Regions from separate parts of the Homo sapiens genome. Here region 2 is linked to region 1. A link is an interaction called in ENCODE POLR2A ChIA-PET data of the cell type or tissue named here. Cell type or tissue: GM12878. All regions are shown on one strand. Each heading gives the region's core, and the rest is flanking DNA. Links, peaks and the distances in the headings are about the cores only.

What was found. Peaks named below come from ENCODE experiments on the same cell type or tissue, not always from the same donor. Only the 100,000 strongest peaks of a DNase experiment are listed, where the experiment ranks them.
Region 2: POLR2A ChIA-PET joins it to region 1 with 6 read pairs; 5 of 35 experiments call an interaction of 5 or more read pairs at or near these places.

Annotation. Positions count from the first base shown.
Region 1 is chr18:12,866,144-12,872,862 of GRCh38, forward strand. All of the region lies in intron 1 of PTPN2 (protein tyrosine phosphatase non-receptor type 2), which reads right to left. Among named protein-coding and RNA genes, the nearest start is that of PTPN2, 15 kb to the right of the region's middle. In GM12878, for the core only: no CTCF peak of the experiment used is centred there; no DNase peak of the experiment used is centred there; H3K27ac peaks cover 602 bases.
Region 2 is chr18:12,712,251-12,717,250 of GRCh38, forward strand. It overlaps PSMG2 (proteasome assembly chaperone 2), which reads left to right. Exons shown (of 7, transcript NM_020232.5): 3 at 452-510. Among named protein-coding and RNA genes, the nearest start is that of PSMG2, 12 kb to the left of the region's middle. In GM12878, for the core only: no CTCF peak of the experiment used is centred there; no DNase peak of the experiment used is centred there.

The DNA.
Region 1 (6,719 bases), core at 728-5,727:
AGTTAAAGAAACCAGCCGGGCGCGGTGGCTCACGCCTGTAACCCTAGCACTTTGGGAGGCCGAGGCAGGTGGATCACGAGGTCAGGAGATCGAGACCATCCTGGCTAACACAGTGAAACCCCATCTCTACTAAAAATACAAAAAATTAGCCGGGTGTGGTGGCGGGCGCCTGTAGTCCCAGCTACTGGGGAGGCTGAGGCAGGAGAATGGCGTGAACCCAGGAGGCGGGGCTTGCAGTGAGCCAAGATTGCACCACTGCACTCCAGCCTAGGCGACAGAGCCAGACTCCTCTCAAAAACAAAACAAAACAAAACAAAACAAAACAAAACAAAACAAAAAAACAGATACAAAAGACTACACATGGTATGAGACCAGGACAGGGAAATCTGGAGACAGAAAGTAGATTAGTGGTTGTCAGGGGTTGGGATGTGGGTGAGAATGGAGAATAACTGTATGTACCCAGTCTCTCCTTGGGGTGTTGAAAATATTCTGAAATTAAGATTTAGTTCCACAGCTGTGAATATACTAAAAACCACTAAACTGTACCTTTTAGGTGAATTTTATGGTATGTGAAATATATCTCGGCCGGGCGTGGTGGCTCATGCCTGTAATCCCAGCACTTTGGGAGGCCGAGGCAAATCACGAGGTCAGGAGATCGAGACCATCCTGGCTAACATGGTGAAACTCCATCTCTACTAAAAAATACAAAAAATTAGCTGGCCATGGTGGTGGGCACCTGTAGTCCCAGCTACTCGGGACACTGAGGCAGGAGAATTGCTTGAACCCAGAAGGCGGTGGTTGCAGTGAGCCGAGATCGCGCCACTCACTGCATTCCAGCCTGGGTGACAGAGCAAGATTGTCTCCAAAAAACAAAAAACAAACAAACAAAAAAAAAAAACAAAAACACTCTGGGCCAAGGCAGGAGGATCATTTGAGGCCAGGAGTTCAAGACCAGCCTGGGCAACATGGTGAAACCACGTATCTACAAAAAATAAAAATAAAAATAAACACATAATAAATAAAAATAAAGCCAAGCGTAGTGATGCGTGCCTGCAGTCCCAGCTACTTGGGAGGCAAAGCTGGGAGGATCACTTGAGCCCAGGAGGTCAAGGCTGCAGTGAGCAGTGACTGTACCACTGCACTCCAGCCTGGGTGACAAAGTGAGAACCTGTCTCAATAAATAAATAAATAAATAAATAAATGAAATAAAAATGGAACTCCTGTATTAAGGGCATATTTTGCCAATATTTCTCAAGAAAGACTGAAAGTGAGGTTTTGCCTCACACTCAACAGTATCAGTACTTTTTTTTTTGTCCTCAGATGTTGTCAAGATTTTTCTGTATTGCTTACTCTTTCAGATGTACCTCAAATTTAAACTTTCTTTTGGCTGACTTCAAAAAAAATACATTATAGATATGTGCCAAGTCTTCATCGGAACTGGGTTAGCTTCTCCATTTGAGTCTTCCTTGTCGCTTAATAGAGTTTCGCTTCAGTCTCCTCTGTTCCCTTTCAGGAATTTCTATCACAGACTTGGGGAAGTGCTCTCTCCTAACGCTCATTTCGCACACCTCTTTCCTGAGTTCTGAGAGATTTTTCTCAAGCCACCTCAGTGTTCTGCATTATCTACTCTGCTACTTGGTACTGAACATTCTATTTTAACAATTGTGTGTTATAACTTTAAAAACTCTTTACTGTTCTCAGTTTCTTTTCTTTTCTCCACCTGCTCTTGTATTTGGACACCTGAATTACAGCTGCCTCTACCTCATACTATTTTGCATGCCCTCAATGATCTTGGGGTGAATTTTTCGTTTGTCTAACAACATATGTTTGGTCATCTTTACAGAAAGTGAATACACACATCAGTTCTTAACCCACACCTGTGTGGCCGCTTACACTGTTCACTATCAACTCCTTAAGTCTCAAATATGTGGGAAAGACCCTTCTCTAGTGTGAAGTAATCACAAAGGCTTGTTCTTACCACTGCGCTTTGGTCACTTCAATGATAAATCAGAAAACAACAACAAAAGCTTCCAGTGCATGGGATTACAAGACCTTAATAGTCCTGGGAAATTACACTTATTTGTCATAGTTGTTGTTTTTTGTTTTTTGTTTTTTTTTGAGATTGAGTCTCACTCTGTCTGGACTGACTGGAGAGACTGGAGTGAAGTGGCGCCATCTCAGCTCACTGTAACCTCCGCCTCCCGGGTTCAAGTGAATTCTCCTGCCTCAGCCTCCCAAGTGACTGGGATAACAGGTGCACATCACCATGCCTGGCTAATTTTTGTATTTTTTAGTAGAGACAGGGTCTCACCATGTTAGCCAGGCTTGTCTTGAACTACTGACCTCAGGTGATCCGCCCGCCTTGGCCTCCCAAAGTGCTGGGATTACAGGCGTGAGCCATCACCTTCATTTGTCATAGTTTTCTACTGCCTTTCTTGCTGTCAATTTTTACCTCTATTTACACAATTATGCCTAACAACTCTTTCTTTTTAAAAACTTCAAACTTCAGGCCGGGCGTGGTGGCTCACGTTTGTAATTCCAGCACTTTGGGAGGCTGAGGCGGGCGGATCACGAGTTCAGGGAGATTGAGACCAGGTGATCTGCCCGCTTCAGCCTCCCCAAGTGCTGGGATTACAGGCGTGAGCTACCACACCCAGCTCCTGATTTGTTTTAACAAGTGAAGCTATAAAACAAAGGCTCATATTCTGAATTTTAAAGTTTTAAGGCTGGGTGCGGTGGCTCACGCCTGTAATCCCAACACTTTGCGGGGCCCAGGCAGGCGGATCACTTGACATTAGGAGTTTGAGACCAGCCTTGCCAACATGGCAAAACCCTGTCTCTACTAAAAGTACAAAAACTAGCTGGGCATAGTGGCACGTACCTGTAATCCCAGCTACTCGGGAGGCTGAGGCAGGAGAATCGCTTGAACTCCGGAGGCAGAGGTTACGGTGAGCCGAGAACACACCACTACACCCCAGCCTGGGAAAAAGAGAGACGCCGTCTCAAAAAAATAAACAAGTAAAATTTTAATTTTATTTTACTTATATTTTTGAGACAAAGTCTTGCCTTGTCACTCAGGCTGGAATGCAGTGGTGTGATCACAGCTCACTGCAGCTTTGACTTCAGGGGCTCAAGTGATCCCCCCACCTCAGCCTCCCAAGTAGGTGGGACTGCAGGCACACCACCATGCCTGGCTAATTTTTTATTTTTATTTGCTATGTTGCTTAGACTGGTCTCAAACTCCTGGTCTCAAGCAATCTGCCTGCCTCGGCCTTCCAAAGCGCTGGTATCACAGGCGTGAGCCATGGCGCCTGGTTTTGAAGTTTTTATTTTAAAAATCTATATTACTGCAACTTAATTTCCATCATTATCGGGGTGAAATAGTTATAATATTTTATTAAATAATGTCAAATAATATTTTTAGTATTTCGTACATAGCTTTGTTCTATGTATGGCATACAGAAAACATTACATCGTTAGACCAAATTCTCCCTCGAACTGCTACGATGTAGTAGCAAATAAGAACTTAGGAAATTGAAAAAGAATAATCTTCTGTTAAATTTTAATTTTATAAGGTAGGACCTTAAGATAATCCCAAATTGATAATGAGTTTCTCCTTATGGGCTAACATACCTAAGTTTCTTTCTTTATACTTTAGGTCTCTAAGTGAATCCTAAATTATATGATGAAAAGTGTTCCCTTTGTTAGTCAGATGTTTGTGCATATACTCTCTACAAAGATGCTCAGAAAAGGACACAGTGAAGTATGAAGAATCTTGCATACTTTGAAACACCATTACTTTAGGATGGTAAAATAACCACTTACTTATAGCCCTTAATATGCCTGCCACTGGCTGGGGAGAGAAGATCCCTGGTGGAGTAAGTTCTTTTCTTCACTACATTTTTTTTTCTTTGAGAAGCTCTCTTTGAGGAAGAGAGTTTAGAGACTAAAACAGCTCACTGTCACTGAACCCTACTGTGTGTCAGGCATGTGCTATGTGCTTTTATGTGTGTTATCTAAGAGGTGGTTACAAATGAGAAAACAGACTCAACTTCCAAGATTTATACTGCAGTTAGGTAGCAGATACAGATAGGAATCCAGTACTTAACTTTAGCATATATATATATATGTATATATATACATATACATATATATGTGTATATATACATATATATGTGTATATATATGTATATATATACATATATATGTGTATATATATGTGTATATATACATATATATACGTATATATGTATATATACACGTATATATATGTATATATATACGTATATATATATGTGTATATATATATATATATATATAGAGAGAGAGAGAGAGAGAGAGAGAGAGAGAGAGAGAAAAGCGTGTTGTTTTTTTTTTTTTTTTGAGACAGAGTTTCACTCTGTTGCCCAGGCTGGAGTGCAGTGGCGCGATCTTGGCTTACTGCAAGCTCCACCTCCCAGGTTTACACCATTCTCCTGCCTCAGCCTCCCGAGCAGCTGGGACTACAGGCGCCCGCAACCACGCCCGGCTACTTTTTTTGTGTTTTTAGTAGAGACGGGGTTTCACCGTGTTAGCCAGGATGGTCTCGATCTCCTGACCTCATGATCCGCCCACCTCGGCCTCCCAAAGTGCTGAGATTACAGGAGTGAGCCACCGCGCCCGGCAGCACATACATATTTTTTTACTTATATTTACATATATTTATATACATATGCTCCCTATGTATACATGGATTACATGGACTTGGCAAAAATTAAACCGTACAAAAGGGTATATAGTGAAAAAGTTAAGTCACATTCTCCTCTCCCTCAATCCTTTCCCTTAGGTGATAACTGTAACCAGTGCCTTGTATATTTTCCGAGACATTCTATCCATATATAAGCCAGACTGCCTGTCTGTCTTCCTCCATCCAAGTATCCATCCCACCCTCACAAAACAGATATTAGCATACTGTTTTGCACTTTGATTTTTCACTTAGTATATATTAAAAGTACTTCCATATAGATAATGAGTTCTTTTTAACAATTTAATAGTATTCATCACTTAGCCAGTCATCTATAATGGGACACATAGGTTATTTCTAGGTTTTAGCTGTTATAAATAATGCTGCTATGAATAACCTTTCAAAGAAGCTATATCAATGTATACTGTCACCAATAATATAAGAAAGTGCCTGAGCTTCACCTACACAATTATATTAATGAACTTTTTCATCTTTGTCTGATAGGTGAAAAATGGTATTATTATAGTCATAATTTGAAATTGTTATTATTGTGAAGGTGAACAGCTTTACCTGTTTTTAAAAGCCATCTGTATTTCCGCTCTCTTTTTGATATGTAGTTCTTTACATATTAAGAAAGTTTAGTTTTTGTTATATATTGAAAATATTTAAAATTTTTTATCTTTTGACCTTTATGGTATTTATGTCAAAAATTTAAATTTTTATGAAATCAAACTTAAACCTTTTTTCTCTAGGTTTCTGTGACATGGCATTAAAAAATCCTTTTTCACTCTGTTGATTACAAAAAATTTTCTCCATTGTTTTCTTATATAATTTTATGGTTTCATTTCTTTTATGTTTAGATTATTGCCCAACCGGGACTTTACTGTAGTATAAAGAATGAGGCAGGGCAGGCATGTTGGCTCACATGTATAATCCCAGCTCTCTGAGAGGTGGGCTGATCACTTGAAGTCAGGAGTTCAAGACCAGCCTGGCCAACATGGGGAAACCCTGTCTCTACTAAAAATACAACAATTAGCTGGGCGTGGTGGTGCACGCCTGTAATCCCAGCTACTGAGGAGGCTGAGGCAGGAGAATCGCTTGAACTCAGCATGCAGAGGTTGCAGTAAGCCGAGATCGTGCCGTAGCATTCCAGCCTGGGGCCACAGAGCAAGACTCTGTCTCAAAAAAAAAACAAAAAAACAAAAAAACAAAAACAAATAAAAAACCCACAAAAAACATAGAACAGAAGCAGTTCCCACTGTTACGAAGTTACTCCAACTTTCTAGGGCTACCCTGATTGATGTACCAGGTCCTTTACTGGGACTAGAGGGGTACAAACTCTAGGAATCCTGTAGCCTTACCTCAAACCACAGGAAGAATTCCTAGAAGTACTATGAAGTAAACTGTAATGAGAAATTGATAGCTTTCAGACTATAAAACCGTTCAAATATAGTGAAAGAAGAAATAAAATAATTCAGTATCAGATTTTCCTTAGGGGAATGAAAGCAGTTTGAAAAAAGGTTATAAATGATCAGTGACACGAACCAAATGAAACTGACAGAGCAAACGGCATATTAAATCAGACATACTGGATTTGAAAAGTTATTCATTGCATTCCCTTCCTCCATTCCTCTCGTTTGAAAAGTATCCAACCTTGAGCCAGTTTCTTTGTTTTGAGACAAACAGTGCTGGGATTACAGGTGTAAGCCACCAGCCCGGCCCCTGAAATCAGTTTCTTGACCACAATTTCTTATCCTAGGGATCACCAGGTGGGCCTATGAACCTACTAAAACCACATGCTAAGTTTGCGGGGGATTGTATTTGTGCGGACATTTCCTCTCATAAACATGTTTCATCTTAAAGGTGTCTAAAGGTATCTATGATCTTTAAAAGCAAGGATTTCACTGTTAAGTCAAAACAACTTCTTGAACCATTAGTAGTACTGTACCGTACATAGAACATTAAATCGGCACAACATTTAAATACATTTAAAATG
Region 2 (5,000 bases), core at 1-5,000, 150 kb before region 1:
TTTATTACATGGCTAACATTCTCCTACCTTTTACTGTTTTTTCTGTTAATCCCAATGAGTGTTGCTGTTCTCTGGAGACAAAGAGGGGAGAATATCAAAAGCCAAAAAGTTCAGTTTTCTTAAGGATGATTTTATTTGTCATAATACCAGAAATTTTCAGGGGAATACTTCTCTGGTTTTGCAGTTAAAGTCAAAAGAAAAATAATTTTTTATATTTTCTTACAGTTAACTTTTCAGAAATGAATCTGTTCCATAGAATAAAGCCCACTGGCTTATTTTAAGGTACTTCTAAAAGGTCTTATTTTAACCAGATGTCATATATGTTCCGTATTTTAATTATTGAAAACATTTAAATGCAAAAGGTATTATAATTCAATTTTTGTTTATCATAATAATTTCAACTTGTATAACTTCACTGTCATATGATTTCATTTTCTTCTTGTTTTTATAGTGTATTCATTGCCTTCAAGAAAGCTGGTGGCTCTACAGTTAAGATCCATTTTTATTAAGGTTAGTATGTTGTAGTTTGCCTTTTTGTTTATTAAAGTGTAATGAGAAAATAAGTAACATTAGGGATTAAGATTCAAAAATTACTACTGTTTTTACCATATGTACAGTTAAGATCTGATTCTACAGAGAAATAATCTTACAATATTTCAGATGTGTTACTGTCTTTTCATGATTATATAGAAAGGAAGCAGGGCTTTTATCTTGAGTGTTAACATATTTTCAGTTCGGGTAGCATTGGTGAAAAAATGTAAGCATATTAATATTAGAGGTTTATTCCATTTGTATTACCTTTCAGCTGGTGGCATCTACATATAAACTATGTATATATCAAATTATGTATATGTCATAAAATATTCTGAATCCGACTTCTTTCCTCCTCCACTGCTGTCATTGAGTGCAAACCAGTGTCATCTTCATGCCCCTGACTAACTTGCTGATCTGCCTCCCACAAACAGCAGCACTGATGATCCTCTAAACGTACACCACATCACTACTCTCTTTGAAACCCTCCAGTGGCTTCTCCTCTCACTCAAAATTGTGATCCAGGAAAAGGGGCTCGCTTCCTGATGCACTGTGACACCAGGTTTTTGAGACAAGAAAGGCTTTATATTGCAAATTGACTCCCAAGGAGACAGGAGTCGACCTCAAATCTGCCTCCCTGTGCTGACTTCAAGGCAGTGTTTTTATTAGAAAAGGTTCAGAGGGTGGATTCTGAGATCAGTAGGTGAGCGATGGAAGGAAAGGGGACATCTGGAAGGTCCTTGGGCATGCACAGTTATCTCCTCATGCTAACTCATAGGGCTCATGTGCCAATTCAGGGGAATGAGTATGAAACGTGATGGAGAGTCAGCTTGCGACACCAGGAAGCTTGTTCTCTGCAGACTCTACTTGGCCATATTGGTTCCAACCAATTTCAGCCAGTTCTTTTATCCCATAAGGGGAGGAAGTTTCAGTATTTTACCAAGTAGTTTCTTATCTGCTACCCTGCAAACTCAATAATTTCTTTCTTTTTTTTTTTTTGAGACAGTCTCCTCTGATGCCCAGGCTTAAGTGCACTGATGTGATCTCAACTCACTGCAGCCTCTGCCGTCCTGGGTTCAAGTGATCCTCCTGCCTCAGCCTCTGGGATTACAGGGACACGCCACCACACTGGCTAATTTTTGTATTTTTAGTAGAGACGGGGTTTTGCCATGTTGGCCAGGCTGGTCTCCAACTCCTGCCCTCAAGTGATCCACCCACCTTGGCCTTTCAAATGCTGGGATTACAGGTGTAAGCCACGCCCAGTCCAAACTCAAGAATTTGTTAGTCATTGGTTTCTTTAACTCTTTGAGGATGGTTTCAAATTCACAGCCCTTACTGTGGCCTATGAGGCTGTATATCTGTGCTAATACAGTAGCCACTAGCTACATGTAACTATTTACAGTTTAATTCATAAATTTAAAATTCAGTTCCTCACGTTCCAAGTTCGCAGGAGCCCCATATGCAAAAAGCCAGCATAACAAGAGTCATGCTCACAGGAGCTCTGCCAGACTGCTGCTTTGCAGAGCCTAACCTGCAGCCACACTGGCTTCCCTGTGTTGTTAGACATTAAGCTCATCCTGTCTCAGTCTTTCCACTAGCTTCTCTGCCGAAATTCATTTTCTTAGAGACTCCAATGGTTTGCCTCCTTTACTGTTTTCTTAAATGTTTCTTCATGAGAAAGGCCCTCCTAAACAATCCTTTCTTCCTTTTTTTTTTTTTTTTCCTTGAAACAGGGTCTCTCTTGCTCTGTCACCCAGGCTGGAATGCAGTGGCGTGATCTTGGCTCACTGCAACCTCTGCCTCCCAGGCTCAAGCCATTCTCCAACCTCACCCTCCCGAGTAGCTGGGATTACAGGCATGCACCACCACACCCGGCTAATTTTTGTATTTTTTTGTAGAGGTGGGGTTTCGCCATGTTGCCCAGGCTGGTCTTGAACTCCTGAGCTCAAGCAGTTCATGCTTCAGCTTCCCCAAAGTGCAATGGCGTGATCTCAGCTCACTGCAACCTCCGCCTCCTGGGTTCAAGTGATTCTCCTGCCTCAGCCTCGCAAGCAGCTGGATTACGAACGTGTGCCATTGTGCCCGGCTAAGTTTTGTATTTTTAGTAAAGATGGGGTTTCACCATGTTGGCCAGGCTGGTCTCAAACTCCTGACCTCAGGTGATCCACCCACTCCACCCACCTCAGCCTCCCAAAGTGCTGGGATTACAGGCATGAGCCACTGTGCCCGGCCCTCTTTTTTTTTGAGGCAGAGTTTTACTCTTGTCACCCAGGCTGGAGTTCAGTGGTGCAATCTCAGCTCACTGCAACCTCTGCCTGCTGGGTTCAAGCGATTCTCCTGCCTCAGCCTCCTGAGTAGCTGGGATTACAGGTGCCCGCCACCACACCTGGCTAATTTTTGTATTTTTAGTAGAGATGGGGTTTCACCATGTTGGCCAGGCTGGTCTCAAACTCTTGACCTCAGGTGATCTGCCCGCCTCAACCTCCCAAAGTAGTGGGATTACAGGTGTGAGCCACCACACCCAGCCGAAAGTAAGCTTCTGAAAGGAATGATGAAGTGTCATTTACTTTTATATCCCCAGCTCATAAGATAGTGTCATGCACATAGAGAAGCTCTCAGTAAATATTTGCTAAGGGATTTTTTGGAATGACCTGAGGTATCATCTTTTCAGGAGGTTAGAAATACAGGATTTTAGTGACATGGTTAACTGCATAGTACTTTTTATTTTAACTTTTCTTTTTGAGATGGAGTCTTGCTCTTGTCGCCCAGGCTGGAGTGCAGTGGCGTGATCTCAGGTCACTGCAACCTCCGTCTCCTGGGTTCAAGCAATTCTCTTGTCTCAGCCTCCTGAGTAACTGGGATTACAGGTGCCCGCCACCACGCCTGGCTACTTTTTGTACTTTTAGTAGAGTTGGGGTTTTGCCATGTTGGCTAGGCTGGTCTCACACTCCTGACCTTAGGTGATCTGCCCACCACAGCCTCCCAAAGTGCTGGGATTACAGGCGTGAGCCACTGTGCTCAGCCATTATTTTAACTTTTTATCGAAGTATGACGTACATGAGAAAAGTGCACAAATCATAAATATACAGCTTGGTGAATTTTCATGCAGTAAACCCTCTGTGAAACCAGCTTTCAGATCAAGACATAGAGCATTGTCAGCATTCCAGAGGACCCCATAATGCGTCCTAGTCAGTATTCTATTGGTGGAATTCTGTGGTATATACTTACAGCATCTAGCTTCCTTTCTTAACATTCCCTTTGCGGGGTTCACCCATGTTGTTGGAAGTAGCCATAGTTCATTCGTTCTCATTTCTCTGTGGTGTTAAGTTGTATACATAAGCCATAATTTTTCCATGGTACTTTTGATGCTACATTTGATTATTTCCAGTTTGAGACTATCATGAATAGTGCTGCTAAGATTATTTTTAATTCTTATACTAGAATCACTGCTTTCTTTAGTTAACATTATATACCCAAAGTTTTGCAGTTAGAGTTGGTAACATTTTTACATTGTGCCACATGGCTTTTTGTTCTCTTTCTAATCAGTGTAAGTTGAAAAATTATTTAACGTATAATATAAATTTTTGGCAGCTGGAAGTAAAGAGTGAATTTTTTTTTTTTTTTTTTTTTGAGACGGAGTCTCGCCCTGTTGCGCAGGCTGGACCGCAGTGGCATGATCTCGGCTCACTGCAAGCTCCACCTCCTGGGTTCACGCCACTCTCCTGCCTCAGCCTCCCGAGTAGCTGGGACTACAGGCGCCCACCATCACGCCCGGCTAATTTTTTTGTATTTTTAGTAGAGACGGGGTTTCACCGTGTTAGCCAGGATGGTCTCGATCTCCTGACCTTGTGATCTGCCCGCCTCAGCCTCCCAAAGTGCTGGGATTACAGGCGTGAGCCACCGTGCCTGGCCACAAGACTAATTTCAAAATAGCAAACATTTATTGAGCATTGATTCTTTGTGCTGATACTGTTCTAAGTACCTTATATTTATTACTTAATCCTCATGACAAACCTATAAGACAGATACTAATATTATCCTTATTTTTCAAAGGAAACACTGAAGTACAGAAAGATTAAGCAATTGCCTGACACATGATCTTAGGGAGGCAGGACCAGCACTCTAACCCAGGCAGCCTGGCTCCAGAGCTTGCCTTTTTTCTTTTACTTTTTTTTTTTTTTTTTTTTTTGAGACAGGGTGTCACTCCACCCAGGCTGGAGTGCAGTGGCACAACTATGGCTCACTACAGCCCTGACCTCCGAGGCTCAAATGATCCTCCCACCTCAGCCTCCTGAGTACCTGGGGCTACAGACGTGCACTACCATGTGTAATAATTTTTTTTTTTTTTGTAGTAACAGGGTCTCACTATATTGCCTAGGCTGGGCTTTAACTCCTGGGCTCAAGTAGTCTGCCCACCACGGCCTCCCAAAGTGTTGGGATTACAGGAGTGAGCCACCTTGCCTGTCCCA